2 separate regions of the Mus musculus genome follow, and region 1 is linked to region 2. A link is a loop called in an ENCODE intact Hi-C map of the cell type or tissue named here. Cell type or tissue: heart. All regions are shown on one strand. Each heading gives the region's core, and the rest is flanking DNA. Links, peaks and the distances in the headings are about the cores only.

Region 1 (6,102 bases), core at 373-5,372, 69 kb after region 2:
ACACACAATAGACAATGAAGAGTGTATGTGTGTGATTGGCTTATGGTCGGGGGCTGTGGTGTGACTGTTGTGGCAAGGTGTGGGATGAGTGTGCCGTGTGTGTATTTCTTGGGTTTAAGGTCAATGCACATGTGGAGAGAAATAGAGATCTTCTCTGACGTTGGTTTCTGCTCTGGATGGAAAACGCTTGGGGCCCGGACAAACAAACTCAAAAGCCAGAACCTGGATGGGCAATCATCTCATCAAATACAGTAATTTGACGACCGAGAACAACTGGGTGGTGACGCCCTCCTTGGAGATTAAAGCGAGGCAGTAATGAGCACCTGGAAGCCAGCATGTGCCTGTGATTCCCCTTATCTGGTTCTCCAAAGGACACTGCTGCCCAAGAAACCAGCTAGGTCATTTCAGGAGGCAGTGCTGAAGAGGATCACTGCTGTATGTGGAGTTAGCATTCTGAAGAACGGCCAGTAGGGAGGAAACTAAAATCCGCAGCATAGTGTGACTACAACACTGTGTAATGGCAATAAGAAGAGAGAAGAGAAAAAAAAAAAGTTAAAACCTTGAAGGCTAGCTAACAAGGTGGCACACATCACTCAGTGCTTGGGAACCTGAAGCAGCAAGAGCCAAGTTCAAGGCCAGCAAGTGTGAGCTAAGAAGTGAGATGCCATTTTGGAAGAGAGAGTGGGGCAGATAAAAGAATCTAACCATTTTAAGGACTCACAAAGTGGCCAGCAAAGAGAAAGTCCAGCAAAGGCCTAAGGGAAAGCATTAGCAAGCAGCAGAGGTAGAGATGTGCATCTAGGAGCCACTCCAGTGCTAAAAGCAAGGGACAGAGCCAAGTCCTACGGGAGGGCAGAAAGTACAGGTCAAAAAAGTGCACAGCTACAGATGGTAATAAAGAATCAGGAGAAACCGAAGGCAGCAGAATCTAAGCAATCGTACCCCGTCATTTAATCATAAAGACACAAGGCACCCACCATGCACGAGTGCCCTCCTACGGACTCAATGCACTGATGTGTTCGCACTCCTAAAAACTACGTGGAAAGCTAAGTCTGACGGTCCCACTCTGTAACACCAGAAAACAGAAGGTGGATTGTCAAGAACTTCAAAGCCAGCCAGGGCACCAAGAGTGAGATCCTGTCTCAAAACCAAAACAAAATCTATATGCAAATAGGCATTGTTTCCCCTCTTTTGAGGGCGAATACTATAAGGTACAGGGATCAGATGACCTTGCTAGATCAGATACAGAGAAACAGGGATGAGATTTGGGTACCAAACCAATGCAAAGCTGTACAGCCTACAGAGCCTCTGCATTCACTGTTGTCACACTTAACTCAAGCAAACGTCTGAACTCCGATTCTCACATCACTTGCCTCCCGGCCTGGAGTGGCCTTCTAAATTTTACTAAAAAAGAGTGTATAAGCTTATGCTGATGTCGTCCCTCCTGTCCCTCCACTCAGTTGGATCTAACACCTTTGTCCTTGAAATCTGCAAACAAACCCAGGACCAGAAACCTTTGGGATAGTATTCCAGTGCACCTGATTAGATAAAAATCCCCGTGACTACATTAAAATAAAATCTGATTCTTCAGCCGGGCACTCGGGAGGCTCGGGAGGCAGAGAGGCAGGCAGATTTCTGAGTTCGAGACCAGCCTGGTCTACAGAGTGAGTTCCAGGACAACCAGGGCTACACAGAGAAACCCTGTCCAGAAAAACCAAAAAAAAAAAAAAAAAAAAAAAAAAAAAAAAAAAAAATCAGATTCTTCTCTGCCACCCAGCCATTTGGTGTCTTATATTGGGCACCAAGTGGAACAGGATGCCTCTGTAGTCACAAAAGGACCTCTGAAACCTGGGGCTGTAAAAACTCAAGAGTGAAGTGACAGCCCGAGAGGCATAGTGGGTAATAAACCTGCTGATACAGCAAACGGCTGTCCTGGGGTTAATCTAGTAAGAAAAAAAAAAAAAAAAAAAAAAAAATAGTAGTGAAGAAGAAATACAGATAGAGGGATTCTTGTGAGGTGGGCTACTGTTCTTGACTGGTATCAGGCTGTCTTTCTCACTACAGCAGACCAGAAACTGAAATATTCTCTCGGGTCCCCGTTCCATCTCCACCCCGACCTCCCACCACTGACTGACCCCCTTGCCCAAATTGCTTTCACAGTTCAAAGCTCAACCCCTGCCACTCCAAGATCCGAAGTCCTCAGAGCAGCGGGAGCTCCACATCCTTTCCTGCACTCACCTCCAAGGTTTTCACCAGGATCTTCATGTAGATCTCCGAGATACCCAGGGATAATCCGAAGGCCGAGGGTAAAAGGATGAGGCCGCCCACCAGCGTCAGCCAGGTGGACAGGAGCTTCACCGCCAGGTCTGCGCCCTCCATGTCTCAGCACGCCCTCAGGAAGAGGTCCCCAGGAAAGCCGAGAGCGGTAGGTGTCAGAGTCCCAGGCAGTCCAGCCGCAGTTCGGAAAACACAGCGTCCAGCCCGGAGCCGGGCTCTGAGGAGTCTTTGCCGCCCGCCTCGTTCCCTTCAGCTCTGCGGAGCGAAGAGGAAAGGGAAGGCGAGAACTCTCAGAACTACTGCGATCTCCTTGCTTCCTCCCCTTGGGTCCCGGTTGGCCCCGCAAGCTCACTCTCTACTGGAGGCCCAGGCCAAGCTGTAGCCACGGCAGCCGGCTCAGACCTGAGTGTCTCTGGCGAGAAGACCCAGCTGGGTGACCTACGGGACACCCTAGTGCAGTCAGAGTGCATGGAGGCAGCCAGGAACGCGCCCCACCCCGGGCCTGATTTCCTCCGGGTAACGATTGCGACAACCCCGCGGTGACTCACCGAGGCCCTCCGGCAGCGAGGATCCCCGCAGGTTCCCTGCACCTCGGCGTGGGCTGCGGGCTATGCGGGTAGCCAGTGGCTTTCGGGCGCCGGGCTCCCTTTTTCTACACTCTACCCTTGCCCCACCCCCATCGCCACCCAACAGGGAGCTCCGGGGCATGACCGCGTCTCCCGGGCGCTGCTGCCTAGAGAGCCGCCGCCCTCCGCCCCGCCCCCCCGCACTCCCAGCAAAGGTTCTTTCGGTAGCAGACTTTCCATCTTCACCCACAGAACGGACCGCTGACGTCCCCGATCGCTGCGGAAGATCTTGTTTGTGAGCCTGCAACACGACCTCCTGGGAAGGGCTTTCGGGAGGAGGAAACTACTGAACAAGGGTGAGGCAGTCGCGCACCGTGGCTCGTGGCTCTCTCTTACCTCCTTCCTAGCTGCAGTCAGGGAAAGAAAGCTCGCCCGCTTTCTCTCTCTCCACAAGTCGCCTTAGCCACTCTGCCACCACCTCTCTAGCCACAAAATAGACCCAGAAATTCCAAGCGGTTGTGTCGCAGAAGACTGGAATTCCAGCACTTACGCTCGGGAATCTGCGACTGGAGAATTCCGAGGAGATGGGTCTGGGCTGTTTTGAGTTCCAACAGTCAGCTTAAGACTAAATAGGTAGATCCTTTATAGACCTTGCTTTAAAAGGGCAGGCGGACCGGTGAGCGGGCGAGGGGGAGGGGAGGACAGGACACCCTAGAGGCTGTTTGTCACTCCCCTCCCTGGAGGAGATTCCAGTCTAAGCTTCCCTAGCATCCGCCTACACCGACTGCAGAAAACGCTGCGCAAATACTAACCTTCACCTAACTGGCTAAGAGTTTCTCAGGGGTCCACGTCCCACGCCGCTGTGATGAACGGCCTTACTAGAACGAAGAAGGGAAAATCCTGCACGCGTATTCCACTGCAGGACAACCAGTTTTAACAATAAGCGTGAGAAAAGATATTGAGAGCAGCAGTTTGCAAAGCGACTGACTAGGATCCAAACCATCACCGAGTCGGCCCTCAATTCTTAGAAGGACCAAACTCTTACTGTTGACAGTCGGGAGTCAGTTTGGGAGCTGGAAAAAGTGAGAGAGCTAGCAAAATGAACTGAAAGTATTTACAGCAAATATTGCAGAGAAAGCTGCCCTCACCTCCAGAAGGGGTGGAGGAAGAAGGAAGCCGGCCTTAAAGACTGTACAAGTTTGTTCTCTGAGCCTCCTGCCAGGTAGGTGTAAGACACTTTTCCCACTAAGAAGGGGGAAGGGGAGGACAATGAAGTTATGAAGGAAACGGAGCTTACTCTCAAAACAGCTTCTGGGGTCATTGAGGTGGCTCATCAACAAAGTTGCCTGATGCCAGTCAGCTAGGATGACCCGTCAATCTTTGGACACCACCACTACCCCCCCCCCCCCCCCCCGTATAAGGGGAGAACCAATTTATCTCCTGCCCACCTGTGCTCGGTGGCATGCCTCCCCACACACACAAAATAAATAAAACGTAACAAAAATTATTTTTTGAAAAGCATCTACCAGGCATTATGTGGAAAACCTGTAACCCCAGCGCTTAAGAAATAGAAACAAGAGGATCAGGAGTTCAAGTCCAGCATGGGCTTTCTTAGACACCATCTAAAAATCAAATAAACCTCTATGTATGTGCAGAAGGAAACTGGAAGCTGGCCAACATATCTCTGAGCGCATGTGTGGTTTATATAGTTAGGCCACAAGCTAGGGTTTATTAGCTCAGTTAATGTTCCAATAAAATATTTAACCTCTATTATTCCCTCCAGCTGAAGTGACTAAGGGCTGCTCCCTTGTTCACCCTGCAGAGGAAACAAACAGGAGGCCCCCTGTTTCTGCTCAGCACACAAACACCCCAGTGCCCAGGAAGGCTTGTTGTTCATAATCAAAGGTGTGAACGCTTTGGTTTGGGGCTTTGTTTAGGAATGTCTTACCCACCCCCACACACCCCAGCAATGTCACAAAGCCTCCTAAAAGACACAGGCTCACCTTGGCAACCTTAGAAAAGCAGAGGTTCAGCACTTTACCTCCTCAGAAACCCCTTCCTGCAGTGAGGACTCCCCTGCCTTAACAGATCACACTTGGAGCTTCCACCTTTATGGAAGCCAGAAGTCTGAAACTAAGATGCTGTAATACATAGTCAGGCTGCCCGCAAGAGCTCTAGGGAGAATCCTTCCTCTTCCAGCTGCTGATGTTCCAAGAGTTCTGTGGTTTCTGTGACTCTAGTCTCTGTCCCTGTTCACATACTGGGCATCTTTCTAGTATTTGAATGAACTCAAGGAACAGATAGGAATCTGTCTGGTGTGGTTCTGTTACTTAAGTCTTTTATTCTGGGACAGACTGTGAGACCTCAGGGTGGGGTGGACGACAGTTGTGGATTCAGTTCTGCAGTCTGACTTTAATACAGATAGATAGAGTTCCAGAGAGGCTCTTCCTACACGTGCAGTACTTTGGGTCAGATGTTCAACTGAAGGATAAGAGCTCCATTTTTTTTGTTTTTTGTTTTTGTTGTTGTTGTTTTTGAGACAGGGTTTCTCTGCACAGTCCAGCTGTCCTGGAACTCACTCTGTAGACCAGGCTGGTCTTGAACTCAGAAATCCACCTGCCTCTGCCTCCCAAGTGCTGGGATTACAGGTGTGCGCCACCACTGCCCGTTTTTTTTTTTTCCCCACTTTTGGGTTTGTTTGTTCGTTTGTTTGTTTGTTTTCCCTAAGCCCAATGACAGACAGTAGTCCACCCTATGTGTTCCATGGCAGGGAGGGGTAGTCAGATGTAGCAGATATGGAAACAAGTCTATATATCTAGTCCCTGCCTAGGAAGAGGAGGGAGGGAAGGAAGGGAGGGAAGAGGGGAGGCAGCCTGAGAATGCTCCTTACTAGGAGAGCTCATGCGCAAGGCCCTGGGTTCAAATAAAATCACATAGCAGCGCTCTTCCTGGTTGGTTGGTTGGTTGGTTGGTTGTTGCAATACTAACAACACCAAGGCCTTGCACATGCTAAGCCAAGGCTCTATCATGAGCTGTAGCCCTAAGATTAGAGAGGAAAAGAAAAGTCACTTTTTATCCTCTCTCTCTCTCTCTCTCTTTCTCTCATTGGTCTTTTCTTGTTTGCTTTGAGATTTGTCTTTTTATTTTGTTTTGTTTTTAGACAGGGGCTGTCTATAGCTCTGACTGTCCTGGAAATTGCTATGTATATCAGGCTTTCCTTGAACACAGAGATCAACTTACCTCTGCCTTCAGAGGCTTG
Region 2 (6,102 bases), core at 730-5,729:
AAGATCAGTATTTCCCTAGCTGAGGACTTCTGCTTACCAATGTCAGCTAGGCTTCCACGGCAAGACCGCGCTCAGGGTCCACCCATTTCTGCTCCCTAATGCTGTAGTAACAAGCATGCAGCCATGCCTGGCTATTCACACAGGTACTGCGGATTCATACTCAAATCTTCGTGGTGGCGAAGGAAGCAGTCTTGCCCACCATCTCCCCCAGACCCAGCATCAGCATTAATACTGTCCAAATGACCTTCAATCAGTGAGGCATGGGGACTGGTAAATAAATGACGTTGCTTTTTTAACACACATTCACACACACACACTCATTCTCATACACAAACACACATACACACACTCTCACACACACTCACACACTCATTCACACACACACTGCCCCTGCAATAAATGACTCTGAGGTATATTCTAGTTGGGCTTTTAGAATGTTCCCCAAGGTGTGTAACAGAACTTTGTGATTTGAAAAAGTTTAATAAATGGCATCTATCTTTCCCACAAATTGTCCTGAATCACACGTAGCAGTGACCAAGGTGAGCCTGTGAAAAACGGGACCTGCCAATTATATTTACGGGGAAATTGCCAGCTTCCAGAAGACAGGCTTCCTCGGGGAAGAAAGCAGCGACTGAGCCACACTGTCTCAGTGACTCCTACATGTGAGTGATATTCCCCCTGAAAGGAACAAGGAAGGGGCATTGAAGGGCCAGACAGAGGAGCGCCATCTGCTGGTGAGATAAGCCCGCTACAGCAGGAAACAGCGCCCCCACCCTATCGCGTGTCAACCCTCCGCTCAGCGAGCTGTGTTTTCCTAGGTCAGTAACTCCCCAACACCACACTCGATATAATAAATTGTTTTTAAAATTTTAATCTCTGTGTTCTCAGTACTCAACCCCAGATGACACTGGTCCCCAGTGAAGACCACAGTAATCAATAGTATGAGTAACGGCCATTAAATCGATATTCTGTTTGTCATTAATAGATTTTTAACCACATAATTCCTGCCTATAAAATAGGAACGGTGTTTGTTCTGATTTTCATTGTAAACATTTATTGAACCCTTGCTCTGTGATAAACTATTGCATATTTATTTAATGCTCACAAAGGTCTGTATTCCCCCTAATTACTCAGATGGCGAAACAGAGGCCTCTAAAGGTCAAGGAGTTTGATAGAAGTCACTCCACTAATAAAAGTGACATCAGAACTAGGCCTGGTTAATCGCAAGTCGAAACCCATCCTCCATCGGTGCACTGCCAATCCATCCCTCCCAATCATTAAACTGAACGTATGTTTTAAAGATAACGCATTTGGTTTTGCTTTAAATTGCTTTAGAATTGCCAACAGGACAACGAGCTTCAAAACTAGCACTGAATGATGCAAATCGATTTGAATATTCTTCTTTGAGATAAATTGGCCTTCAGGCACACCGACCAGACTCTGCTTTGTACAAAAGACGGAAGCAAATAATGATGGTGATAAGCACACAGAAGAAAATGACCCGTATTTTTGGACAAGTCGTTGCTAAGTATCTTCTGATCTGAAATCAATCCAAATCGTTCCCCTGAGTCTGGAGGCTCCTTATCCTCTGTCAATGAGGTTTGCTACGTCAGTGGCTTCAGAGTTCAAAGCTCCAGCTATGAAAGACACACCCTTTCCTGTAAATGCTCTAAGCAAAGTGTGTGTGTGGTCTGTGACGCAATCCCAGCTCCATAATACTGCGTACTATGGAACTATGACTATATCTCCCGTCTTTAAACACACAGAAGTCAAGGGCAGGTTCCTTGACCCTACAGCAATACTTGTTGGGTACTTGAGTCTCAAATTGCTGATTCTTTGAAACAACAAATCAGACGAGGGAACCTCTTGTAAACCTTTGACCCAATAAAGCAAGACTCCTTCAGGAATCTTTTGGGGATTTTTCAACGATATGTTGTCATATGAACTCGAAACACATTTATCCAAACAAATTGACTTTATTGTCATTTTTTTCTTTTTTTAAAGATTTATTTATTTTATCCCCCCCCCCCGTGTGTGTGTGTGTGTGTGTGTGTGTGTGTGTGTGTGTGTGTTGCCTGCACATATTGGTATGTACCTGTTGCCTGAAGAGGAGAGAAGTGTGCTCTAGAACTGATGACAGACTGTGGGGAGCTGTCATGTGGGCGCTAGGAATCAAACCCCAGTCCTCTGCAAGAGCAGCCAGTGCTCTTTGACTGTGAAGCCATCACTCCCACCCCAAGAGTTTTCCTTAGTGGACCCGGATTCGAGGACCAGGAATGGATGCTGTATTGGACCCCTGGGGAACACACAGCATCTTGAAAACCCAGACTCCTGTTGAGTAGCTCACTGCGCCTTTGAGTCCTCTCCTCGGTGGCAGCGGCGGGAGGGGGGGGGGTGGGGGGGGTGAGCTCTTGTGTTGCCCTCAGGAAAACAATGGAAGATAGGATCTTTCAGAACAGCGTGCCTGGGGAAAAGCTGGGCCTTTGGAACAAAGCAGGACGGGTTACTCTTTAAAGGTTTCACACTTTCCCAGCAAATATTCTCACTACAACCACTCCTCCTGGGGTAACATAGCCTACCCTGTTTCCTGTCCCCCCAATCACGGGGGATAGGCGCTGGGTGACCATGGAGTCCTACTCACCCAACTGCATGACTAACCTGTGACCCAGTGAGGCCAGAGTCTTTAAGCTTTTTCTCTATATAGCTGAGTCACAACATGAAAACGCTATTTGATTTGAAATTGTGGTTTGGGGCAACAATCTATCTTCCTGATGGGTGTATAAAGCCAGCTGGAAATAATGAAGAGATTGCAGGTTCTAATGAACCTCGGGTCTACCCTGGATCTGCCTTCCAAGGATCTAGTTCCCACCGCAATGCCTTCACTTCCATGGGATCTGTTGAATCCAGCTGAAATGGGTTCTGTTTCCAAGTTTTAAAAACTTACTTCTAGCAAGTTAAGTTGAACTCAATGTAGTCACGATGCTACACGTAAAGTCCACAAGATGGCGCTCTCCTCAAGCTTTCGTTCCATGGCTTCCCAACCAGCCATTCTAGCTGATAGCCACATTCACAAATCATAATCAGTTGAAAACTCTCAATGGTTCCGAATGCACTCCAATGGTTACAGCTGTGCCGAGTAGGGCACCCTGCATGGAGTGCTTAAAACCAAGCAGGTGTGGAAAGCTATAGTGTGGCCATCTCTTTCAGGACAACATCAACCTGCAATGGGTTTAGGAGATTTTGTATGAAATGCTCTGCGACAGCTGAGATCACAGAGCCCTATAACCCACCCATCCACTAGCCTGATTAGCCTTCAGGGCCAAAGAGCTTTACTGTAAGGTTGTTACCTACCGGGATATCACAAGTCTGTGTCCCTATCTCAGCCCAGATTTAGTGCACTGGTGAGTTGGAGAAGTCTTCTGCCTACAACTTCCGGTTCCGGCTTACTGCACAAATAACACTGTCTTTTCATGAGGTTTTTGGGTTTGTTTGTTTTTTTTAAGATTTACTTATTTTATGTATATGAGTGCTCTATCTTCGTGTATGCCTGCATGCTGGATGACAGGATTAGATCCCAGATGGTTGTGAGCCACCAGGTGGTTGCTGGGAATTGAACTCAGGACCACTGAAAGAACAGATAGTGCTCTTAACTGCTGAGCCATCTCTCCAGCCCCTTTAAATGAGGTTTTAATGGGTGTTTTGAAAATGGAAGGGCTTGACCTCTTGGATAAAATATAAGGTTCCTATCACCATAATAAAAATTCTGTACACTCTATTAAAACTTCCCTACTTGGCAGGGTGTCAGTAGCACACAACTTTAATTGAAGTGCTCAGGAGGCAGGCGGATCTCTCTGAGTTCAAGGCCAGCCTGGTCTACAGAGTTAGTTCCAGCCAGGGATGCACAGAGAAACCCTGTCTCAAAATATAGATAAATTAGATTAGATAGATAGGATAGAGAGAGAGAGAGAGAGAGAGATGATAGATTGATAGATAGATAGATGATAGATAGATAGATAGATAGAATGATAGATTGATTGATAGATAATAGATAGAATGATAGGTAGGTAGGTAGAATAATAGATGAAGATAGAAAGATAGAGAGAATGATAGATAAGATAGAATGATAGATAGATAATAGAATGATATATGTAAATAGATAGAAAGAGATAGAATGATAGATAGATAGATAGATAGATAGATAGGATGATAGATAGAATGATATAGAGATAGATGGATAGATAGATAGATAGATAGATAGAATGATAGATAGAATGATATAGAGATAGATGGATAGATAGATAGATAGATAGATAGATAGATAGATAGATAGATAATCCTTCTTGGCTTGTTGATCTCTTGGGAGAGAATAAAATCACTATCACAATTTTTAAACCAAATTAAACACTTGCCAAGATAATGGACACTGGCCAGGTCCATACCTTGGATTCCCAGAAAATGGTTGCTAGTTACATTAGTTTGGGCAGAACCCACAAGGCTACATATGTATCGACTTCATCCAATCAGAGGCAAGTATACATTATGACATACTTCCCACCTATGTGTGACCAAGCTTATCCTTCTGAGCCAGGGCAACCAACCTTTTTTACAAAAGTGAACAACACCTGGCTTGTAATCTTACATGAACAACAGCCCCCAGGATTCCAGGAAGCTAACTGTCCTTGGGCCAGGAAGGCTTACAGGTTAGTCTCTTAACTAAACACACGCACGGCATAGCTTCGGTTCTTTTGCATAAGCAGACAGCCCAGTGTGAAGCCAAAGTGGAGGGAGGCATTTGGTTCCAATGCACACGAGCAGGCTTGAGTCACCCATTCTCTCTCAAGTTCAAAAGAAATGTCCTCCAGCAAGCCCCGCCCTCTGCCCACTCCTAGATGCATTTGCAGGACTGGAAGACAATCTGGCAGGAGATAGGAAGCTTTAGGCTTAGCCCCACCTCTGCTCTCCACACTGACCTCGACTCACATAACCGCTCTGTAGCTTCAGCACCCCGAGAGCAAGGAATTCCTTCTCCGGTTACTTACCTCGAGGACACTGTGAGGACACTGTCATTAGTTCATGACAGTTTAAAATTTGACCAGTGTTTCATTCGATCACAACAACTTTCCATTTCTGAAGTAAGAAAATTGATAAAATGTTAAACAAATGCATTGCTACAATAGACAAAACCTGAGAAGTCTATGGCTTAACATCATGAAGGCTGGTTGGTTGGTTGGTTGGTTGGTTGGTTGGTTGGTTGATTTTTCCCCAGTCTGATGAATGTCGTCCAGCTGTTCCGTATCAGTGGGTAACCTCTCTTTATGTGAGGAAGTGAAGTACCAAGTCCTCTTGCTTGGGGCTCCTTAGGGCTCTTGGGCTTTGGCCTTCTGCTTCCAACTGGCAGACAGGCTAAGAGAGTGGAGAAAATCCCATCCCAGGTGGTTTCCACTCTCCTTGTTGAGAACCAGTCAATGGCTCCATTCAGATGAAAAGGGGCATTGAGAAATGTAGCAGCTGGCTGGGGGCTGCTTCCTAGGGACAATGTCGTTCCCTGGCAGAAGAAGGAAACTGTGGTGAGTGAGCAGAGCCCTGCTTGGCTGTAGCTAAGTCACCCCTTCAAGGCTCCTTCAATGAGAGGTGAGCGCCAGCCACCTACTTCTGAGTAGCTGTTTGCCACAAGCTCAGCAGCTTAAAATAATACCGTGCAGGTATCAGGATGTGGTTTAGCTGGGTTACCTGGCGCAGAGTCAGAAGCTGCATTCTGGATGTTGGCCCAGCCTCCAGTCTCTGGAGGGCCAATCAGAAAAGAAGTCACGTTCCTACCCACACAATTCTTGAGGCTCCTCGGGGCCCTTGCAAGCTTCAGGTTCATGACAGCCTCCCTCCTCAGCACGAGCACAGGAGGAAGGGAGAAACAGAGAAGCAACGGGAAAGGCAGACAGAGGCTCTATCTAGGGCGGTGGTTCTCAACGTTCCTAATGCTGCAACTCTTGAATGCATACAGTCCCACACATTGTAGTGGCCCCAACCATAAAATTATCTTCACTACTACTTTGTAACTGTGATTTTGCTACTTTTATGAACCGTATCATACCTATTTTTTGGAGA

What was found. Peaks named below come from ENCODE experiments on the same cell type or tissue, not always from the same donor. Only the 100,000 strongest peaks of a DNase experiment are listed, where the experiment ranks them.
Region 1: a loop joins it to region 2, with 2.7 times the contacts of the local background. A loop is called at or near these places in 10 of 42 quality-filtered maps.

The regions. Positions count from the first base shown.
Region 1 is chr5:100,843,085-100,849,186 of GRCm38, reverse strand. It overlaps Gpat3 (glycerol-3-phosphate acyltransferase 3), which reads right to left and starts at 2,958. Exons shown (of 13, transcript NM_172715.3): 1 at 2,826-2,958; 2 at 2,239-2,532. The coding sequence starts at 2,379. It overlaps Gm46917 (a long non-coding RNA gene), which reads right to left and starts at 1,628. Exons shown (of 2, transcript XR_001784903.1): 1 at 978-1,628; 2 at 223-510. It also overlaps a transcript of Abraxas1 not described here. In heart, for the core only: no CTCF peak of the experiment used is centred there; DNase peaks (open chromatin) are centred at 2,836 and 3,536; H3K4me3 peaks cover 3,055 bases; H3K27ac peaks cover 2,167 bases; H3K27me3 peaks cover 365 bases.
Region 2 is chr5:100,912,211-100,918,312 of GRCm38, reverse strand. It overlaps Gm36793 (predicted gene, 36793), which reads left to right and starts at 4,621. Exons shown (of 3, transcript NR_168093.1): 1 at 4,621-4,700. Gm36740 (a long non-coding RNA gene) reads right to left here and starts at 5,120. Exons shown (of 3, transcript XR_389418.1): 1 at 5,040-5,120. In heart, for the core only: CTCF peaks have their summits at 735 (motif pointing left) and 2,994 (motif pointing right); no DNase peak of the experiment used is centred there; H3K27me3 peaks cover 229 bases.